2 separate regions of the Mus musculus genome follow, and region 2 is linked to region 1. The links are chromatin contacts, found by Hi-C or POLR2A ChIA-PET in ENCODE. All regions are on one chromosome and are shown on one strand. Each heading gives the region's core, a stretch centred on a gene start or an enhancer-like site at or near the end of the contact. The rest is flanking DNA. Distances are from core to core; before and after follow the strand shown. Region 1 holds the start of H2bc22 (H2B clustered histone 22). Region 2 holds the start of H2ac10 (H2A clustered histone 10).

Evidence for each region. A loop is a pair of places that touch in the nucleus more often than their neighbours do. ChIA-PET counts read pairs that join two places held with the same protein, here RNA polymerase II (POLR2A).
Region 2: a loop to region 1 is called in a map of T-helper 17 cell, with 5 times the contacts of the local background. The contact joins the promoter of H2ac10 here to the promoter of H2bc22 in region 1. A Hi-C loop is called at or near these places in 1 of 37 maps with a recorded cell type or tissue (T-helper 17 cell). POLR2A ChIA-PET finds 5 or more read pairs at or near these places in 1 of 5 experiments (Patski).

The regions. Positions count from the first base shown.
Region 1 is chr13:21,785,450-21,789,272 of GRCm38, reverse strand. H2bc22 (H2B clustered histone 22) reads right to left here and starts at 1,785. Exons shown (of 2, transcript NM_178202.2): 1 at 1,382-1,785; 2 at 60-249. The coding sequence starts at 1,758. The coding sequence ends at 210. H2ac22 (H2A clustered histone 22) reads left to right here and starts at 2,025. Exons shown (of 1, transcript NM_178184.3): 1 at 2,025-2,499. The coding sequence starts at 2,055. The coding sequence ends at 2,447.
Region 2 is chr13:23,532,241-23,536,063 of GRCm38, reverse strand. It overlaps H2ac10 (H2A clustered histone 10), which reads right to left and starts at 2,189. Exons shown (of 1, transcript NM_175661.3): 1 at 1,686-2,189. The coding sequence starts at 2,153. The coding sequence ends at 1,761. It overlaps H3c8 (H3 clustered histone 8), which reads right to left and starts at 646. Exons shown (of 1, transcript NM_145073.2): 1 at 155-646. The coding sequence starts at 618. The coding sequence ends at 208.

The DNA.
Region 1 (3,823 bases), core at 536-3,035:
CCAAACTCATATGGCGGGGGCGGGGGAAGGGGAGGGATGGAAGAGACTGTATTACATAATGGGATAGATTGAAACCTTTATTTTTATAATGTATTAAATACTTCTTTTTCAGGATCATATTGTGGAGGGTAGTTCACACTTCGGTCTCCACTCAGACAAGCCTCTATTTATGTTGCAGCTTCCGTACAATCATTTTAATTTCCTCAACTTTAAAAGGAAGGAAGATAATAGAATTTGTTCCACAGGATTCTATAGAGATTAATGGAGATGATTAAGGAAAATGGTTAGGCTTTATTAAGACCTTACAAGTCATACACAGCTAATGTTTCTTTTAGCAGTGGCACACTAAAATCTCATTGATATTTAACTACTTTGAGCTGTTCATATTCGCACCTAAGTCATCACCATTTGCATTTACTGTCCTAGAGGACTTACAGAAAAAGGGCTTTTTCGTCTTTAAAGTGGTTTGATTTAATCTTTACTTAGTATTTTATCCTCTGAAAAATTCCAGGACAATCCCAAACAATCAATATCCTTTTGAGGTTTTTTTCCTCCCACAATCTAATTCCAATCATCACCACACCAGCAGACAATGAAGGTGGAACAGAAGAAATTTACAAAAGTTGAATACACTTAGGAAAACGGAGGAAAGTTTTGTTTCCTTGGTGCTTAGCTGGGGCCTTGCAAGAACAAGTCTGGTTGTATAGGCCTGTAATTCCAGCGATTTATGAAACTGAGGCCGAATGTCCAATCTGGAGGTTAGCCTGGCTAGAATTAGTTTGAGAATATACTGCTAACCAGTGAAATTCATTCTGAAAACAAAACTTCAAACCAAACGACCAAGAAAACAGGACCCAATCAAATTAAGCTGCGCCTGACTACATCTCAAGTTTTCAGCGAGAATCATGTAGACCTCGGGGCTCCAATGAGGTATCTTATTGAACAGAATCTATTGTGACGTCTCAGCAGGAGTTCAAAAGCAGATTTGAGACATTAGGTGGTAGCACTTAACAAGACAGGCTAAATTTAAACTAAGAAATCCTCATAGATTCTGGGATACTAATTAGAAACAATTGTTAATGACAGTGTGGGTGCAGGAACTTAACCTAAGTACTCAGGACAGAGAGATCAGCCCTCGATCTCAGAGGTTAACCTGACTTCAGAGAATTCTAGGAGAGCTGGGGGCAGAAAAACAATATTAGGATTAAAATAAAAATGCAAAACAAAACCTCAAGACAAAAACCCTTACTTAACCCTAAAAAATAGTAACTAATATGTCCGAGTAAGGTAGAATCACTTAACAAGCAATCCATCTCTGTTTTGAGAATGTGGGTGGCTCTGAAAAGAGCCTTTGTGTTTGGAGTGAGTCAGACGAACTCACTTGGAGCTGGTGTACTTGGTGACAGCCTTGGTGCCCTCCGACACCGCGTGCTTGGCCAGCTCCCCGGGCAGCAGCAGGCGCACGGCCGTCTGGATCTCCCGGGACGTGATGGTCGAGCGCTTGTTGTAATGCGCCAGGCGGGACGCCTCGCTCGCGATGCGCTCGAAGATGTCGTTCACGAACGAGTTCATGATGCCCATGGCCTTGGAGGAGATGCCGGTGTCGGGGTGCACTTGCTTCAGCACCTTGTACACGTACACCGAGTAGCTCTCCTTGCGGCTGCGCTTGCGCTTCTTGCCATCCTTCTTTTGGGCCTTGGTGACGGCCTTCTTGGAGCCCTTCTTCGGGGCGGGAACGGACTTAACAGGCTCAGGCATGTTAGGTCAGGAACTCTACCACGCTACAACTTGCGCCGTGAGCCCTTCGCTTTTTAATAAGGCGTTATTCAAATGAGGCTTAGAGATACACATTTCTGATTGGTTAAAATTTTCAAATTTTCATGGCGTAGCGCCCAATGGAACTACGCTTCGGCATAAACGCCTCCCATTGGTCTAGACGAAAAGAAGAAGCCAGCCAATCGCGTAGGCTCTTTTTCGCGCTTGGAGAATCCTATAAAGGCCAAGCTCCTCCACTTTTGGCCTTTGCAGTTGTCAGTTCTTTCTTTTTGTTTAGAATGTCTGGACGCGGCAAACAGGGCGGCAAGGCTCGCGCCAAGGCCAAGACCCGCTCCTCCCGGGCCGGCCTGCAGTTCCCCGTGGGCCGCGTGCACCGGCTGCTCCGCAAGGGCAACTACTCGGAGCGCGTGGGCGCCGGCGCCCCGGTGTACCTGGCGGCCGTGCTGGAGTACCTGACGGCCGAGATCCTGGAGCTGGCGGGCAACGCGGCCCGCGACAACAAGAAGACGCGCATCATCCCGCGCCACCTGCAGCTGGCCATCCGCAACGACGAGGAGCTCAACAAGCTGCTGGGCCGCGTGACCATCGCGCAGGGCGGCGTCCTGCCCAACATCCAGGCCGTACTGCTGCCGAAGAAGACCGAGAGCCACCACAAGGCCAAGGGAAAATAAGACAATTGTTTCCTGATCATTTAAAAAACAAAGGCTCTTTTCAGAGCTAACACATTTGTCTTTTTAAGGAGCTTAAGCTTTATTGGTTGCTACTTTTTGTTACTTTCTATAGAAGGAATCTGTTTCTCCGATCCTCAGTTATCAAGGTGATTTTGGTAACATGTCCAATTCTTTTTTTAATGAAAAGAGATAAAAACACCACCTTTTCCCCTAAGTGGCTACAGAGTTGCAAATAGGTTACAAATTTAAAACCATTATATTTAAAGGCTATTATCTGCCAGTCTTTGATTTACAAAAGCTAAAGTTCAATGTTAGCTAGTAACAGCAATTTGTACTTAAGGTCACCATATGACAGCATCCTGTATTGATTTTCAACCATATTGGAATACATAACTAGTTTACAGGAGCAGTCTTATAAGATAAACATGTGCAAACTGGCAACATGAAAAGAGTCCACCTCTTAATGGCAAAGTGAATGTAAGCCGTTTGGAAGGTATCCAGGATTTGACCTATTTGGTCTAGCACAAAGGCAAACTCCAGCAAGCCTGGTCTGTCCAGGTTCTTGACCCGTGTGCAGCAACTGTCTTTCCTCATCAGTACCGAATGAGGCTCTTGAAAGGATAAAGAATGAATGTCCCCACATTACTGCTTTTTTAGAGTGGAGCCCTAGTTTCTACTTTTCCCTTTACTGAAGAATTCTGGCTTTAGTACCTATGTTTGGAAGCAAAGGAGAATCCAGGAGAGTAGAATGCCAGGGATTTCTTTCACAGGCCCAATCTCTTTCAGTATTTAACTCAGTCTCACCAAGAAGAATATTAGCAGGATTAAACATGCTCAAGGCAACCAAACCGGCCAAGTTTCAAACTACTTTATATAGGGGACTTAATGTTTAACCCCAAGTATATCACTTGGGTATAAGGATTAATTGAAGATGACACTGAACACAGGGATGGTGAAACACTTGACAGAAGTCTCCCTTTACAATGCCATGAAGAAAAATTTCCATTATTGTGCTCTGACCTACCAAAAATAATGCCCATCATTGAGGATTTTTGCTGGTTAGCCTCTCCTGTTACTAGTTTGTGTATTTACCTTCCCATGTATTTATTCTCCAGATCCTTAAAAGAGCCAGTAAACTTCATTTTTACGTTTTCTTGAGCTTGCTTGCTGCAAAGCTTTCTCTGTATATATTTTATAAATCATTCTCCCTGCTAAGATGCCATTTGTCAAGTCAATTTGCAGGTCCCAGGTACCAAGCTTAAAGTTAGATGAAGTTTCTTTTCTTTTCTTTCTTTTCTTTTCTTCTTTTTTCTTCCTGTTTTTATCTCTTTTCATTAAAAAGAGAATAGGACTCAAGTGTTTTGTGTTATAAAATT
Region 2 (3,823 bases), core at 940-3,439, 1.7 Mb before region 1:
ACAATTTCCATGAAAAAGGGTAAAGATATCACTTACCAAAATATTGCTTGCTTATAATAGATCGGTGTGATGAAAGGAGACCTAGCACTTTCACAAATGAAACTGATTAATACCCACAAGTTGGAAAAAGCGCTACAGTTCTTTTTTTGGAAGATGGGTGGCTCTAAGAAGAGCCTTTAAAGTGGTTGTGTGGATTAACAGAAACCCTTAAGCCCTCTCCCCGCGGATGCGACGGGCCAGCTGGATGTCCTTGGGCATGATGGTGACACGCTTGGCGTGGATGGCGCACAGGTTGGTGTCCTCAAACAGACCCACGAGGTAGGCCTCACAGGCCTCCTGCAGAGCCATGACGGCCGAGCTCTGGAAGCGCAGGTCGGTCTTGAAGTCCTGCGCGATCTCGCGCACCAGGCGCTGGAACGGCAGCTTGCGGATCAGCAGCTCGGTCGACTTCTGGTAGCGCCGGATCTCGCGCAGCGCCACAGTGCCGGGACGGTAGCGGTGAGGCTTCTTCACGCCGCCGGTGGCCGGGGCGCTCTTGCGGGCGGCCTTGGTGGCCAGCTGCTTGCGCGGGGCCTTGCCGCCGGTAGACTTGCGAGCGGTCTGCTTAGTACGAGCCATGGCAAGTAACCGTAGGGAAAAGTGAGATACCTAAGTAGCGCACTTTGGCCTTTAAGTACGCTTGCGTTCGCACACGCGCAACACACGTACCCGCGCTCGTACCCCTCCTTCCCACCGAGAAGCATCCTGATAGGCGTGTCTGCTTTTCAAGTGTCCCGCGCAGTAGTACTATTGGCTGAGGAATTCAAGTGGTGATTGGTTAACTCCTGCACACCCGATTGGTTAACTCCTGCACACAGTCTCCTGCTAGTACAGACTGCTACACTCATGTTTTAGTCTGGCACACCCGAGCTTTCTTAAATTTATGTTTCCATCCTTGTATCGAGTCGCTTAAAGAATTTGAGGCAAAGAAATCTTGAATTTGAAATCTCATGACCCTAGATATCCACAAACCACTCTGGAAAATATGTTCTCTACCCGCCTTTGGTTTTATTTTCCCGCTTCTTGTGCCTAGACTGCACATGATACGTTATTTCTCAGCCGGTGAAATGAGCCAATCCAAACCAGATTTGAATATATCAAAGGGAGGTTTATTGGGAAACTGCTCTTGGGTGAGTTCCCTGGCCCCAAGGTCTGAGACAGGTCAAATCAAGAGGTGGCAACCAAGGAGGAAGAAAAAGAGACCAGGTTTGCTATATGTAAAATATGCACCTAGGTCCTTTTTCCTTGACTCAAGCCGAACTACGTCTTTGCTCCAGGAGTGTTTAAAGTGACACAAAGCAAGCAGTAATGTAACAGGAACCACAGGTCAAGTATCCTGAATCTTGCGACTTTGTAAAGACTTGCCTAACAATTTCCGTAAGACCCTTTGTATTTTCTCCCAACCCCGAATGTCTGCTGCCTCTCCGGAGCAATACGAAGATGTAGAGGACTGCAAGACCAAAAGTTTTGTGCAACGTGTAAATCTATGTTTATGCTACATCCAATATTTCTCTGCGTGAGGAAGACAAAGCAGTTGCCTAAGAATTACCTCAGCCTACCAGAATTATGGTTTTGTGCTTGAAACATTAATATAGGTTTTTCCACAAGCTAAATTAACCATGTTACTAGACTCTTATATGAAGAAGTGGTGGCTCTGAAAAGAGCCTTTGGGTTTTGTTTAAAAAAAAAAAAAAAAAAAAAAAAAAACTTAGCTCACTGGCTTACTTTCCCTTGGGCTTATGGTGGCTCTCGGTCTTCTTGGGCAGCAGCACGGCCTGGATGTTGGGCAGGACGCCGCCCTGCGCGATGGTCACGCGGCCCAACAGCTTGTTGAGCTCCTCGTCGTTGCGGATGGCCAGCTGCAGGTGGCGCGGGATGATGCGCGTCTTCTTGTTGTCGCGGGCCGCGTTGCCCGCCAGCTCCAGGATCTCGGCCGTCAGGTACTCCAGCACGGCCGCCAGGTACACCGGGGCGCCGGCGCCCACGCGCTCCGAGTAGTTGCCCTTGCGGAGCAGCCGGTGCACGCGGCCCACGGGGAACTGCAGGCCGGCCCGGGAGGAGCGGGTCTTGGCCTTGGCGCGAGCCTTGCCACCCTGTTTGCCGCGTCCAGACATTGTAGGTACCTTGCTGTCAGGATCTGTTCAGCGTATAATGATGCAGCCACAGCACCATTCTAATACTCAACTTCTGGCGCGAAAACGGAGTGATCTCGTTGGCTACACATAGAGTTTTACCTAAACCAATGGTAGCTTGTATATGAAAAAACCTTGTTTTGATTGGATAGTTAACGCATAATATTTCAGGACTCTAAAAGGATAGCCACAGCTTTATTTAAATTGCAACAAGGGCTAATATTTTTTTTTCTTGGTGTTGTTTTCTGTTCACTATGCCTGAGCCCGCCAAGTCCGCTCCCGCCCTGAAGAAGGGCTCCAAGAAGTCCGTTACTAAGGCCCAGAAGGACAGCAAGAATTAATTAGGAAAAGACTAAATAAAAGGGAAAACTTGCTCCTTTGTGAGACAATAGCGTCTGGGTTGCATTCAGCCTAGTATTTGAGTAGGCTGAAGACTATATTTAAAATTATACAGAGAACTGTTCTCTTAATTTTAATACTTTCTCTTAAAGAGTTATTTTTAAGTATGTGCATGTCTTTGTATGTATAGATCCTCTGGAACTGGTGTGAGCCACCCAAATAGATAGTGAGCACTGAACTCTGGTCCTCTGCAAAAGCAGTAAACTACCATCAAGGCACCTCTAGCTCCAACCTTCAATACTTTTAATATTGCCCATAGTCCCATTTTTGGTCAAATTAAAATTAAAATTGTTTAAAGGTAGACCTTAAACCTGCAAAACCATACACAGAACCTATTTTTCATAGCCCAGACCACTGATCCAAACCAATGTCCTCCGCAAACTGAATAGTTGTAGAAGCCTCCTTACTACTTTTCCTTGACACTAGTTTTCATCAAACATCTATATTCATTGTTTTGACATTTAACTCAGGTCTTGCCTGTTCTCAGCTCAAACCCCTACCGTAGTTCCCACCTCAATGAGAGCAAACTCCAACAAAATGAACAAGGAACCCTTCACTCACTCATTAAGAGCACTGGCTGCTTTTCCAGAGCACCTGAGGCCCATCCCAGCACATACATAGTGGCTCACTACTGCCTTAAACCCCAGTTTCAGGGGATCTAGCACCCTCTTCTAGCCTTCTTGGGCACATGGTGCACAAACACCCATATACATTTAAATTATTCATACTTATAAATTCCAGAACTCAGAACAGTTGCTGACACATGTTGTGTTCAGATTACTCTTTTCAAGCCTCAGATTATTTTCTTCTTCAAACAACTTCTTAACCTCCATTAGTATATGATACTTTTCGCTTACCCACAGAAACCCTAATCTTTAAAAGTAAAGATGAGAAACAGGAGGTGCTGGGGTAGGTCTTTAATCCCAGCACTCGGGAGGCAGAGGCAAGGGTATATCTGGAGTTCGAGGCCAGCCGGGTCCACAGAGTTCAAGGGCATCTAGTGCTACCCAGAGAAACACGGTCTCAAAAAAGAAAAAGAAAAAAAAGTGGTGGTGGTATCATGATGACGATGACGAGAAACAGTCAGAAGGCTGAACAATGAGGAAAAGTATTTCTGCAAAACCTGTTAAGCTGAGTTGGATCCCTCGGTGGAAGGAGACCCAAAATCCTGTAAACTGTTCATTCACCTAGTAACACACACAAAGTGTTAAATAAACATCACATTAACACCCTGAATTTCTGTGATTTCATAG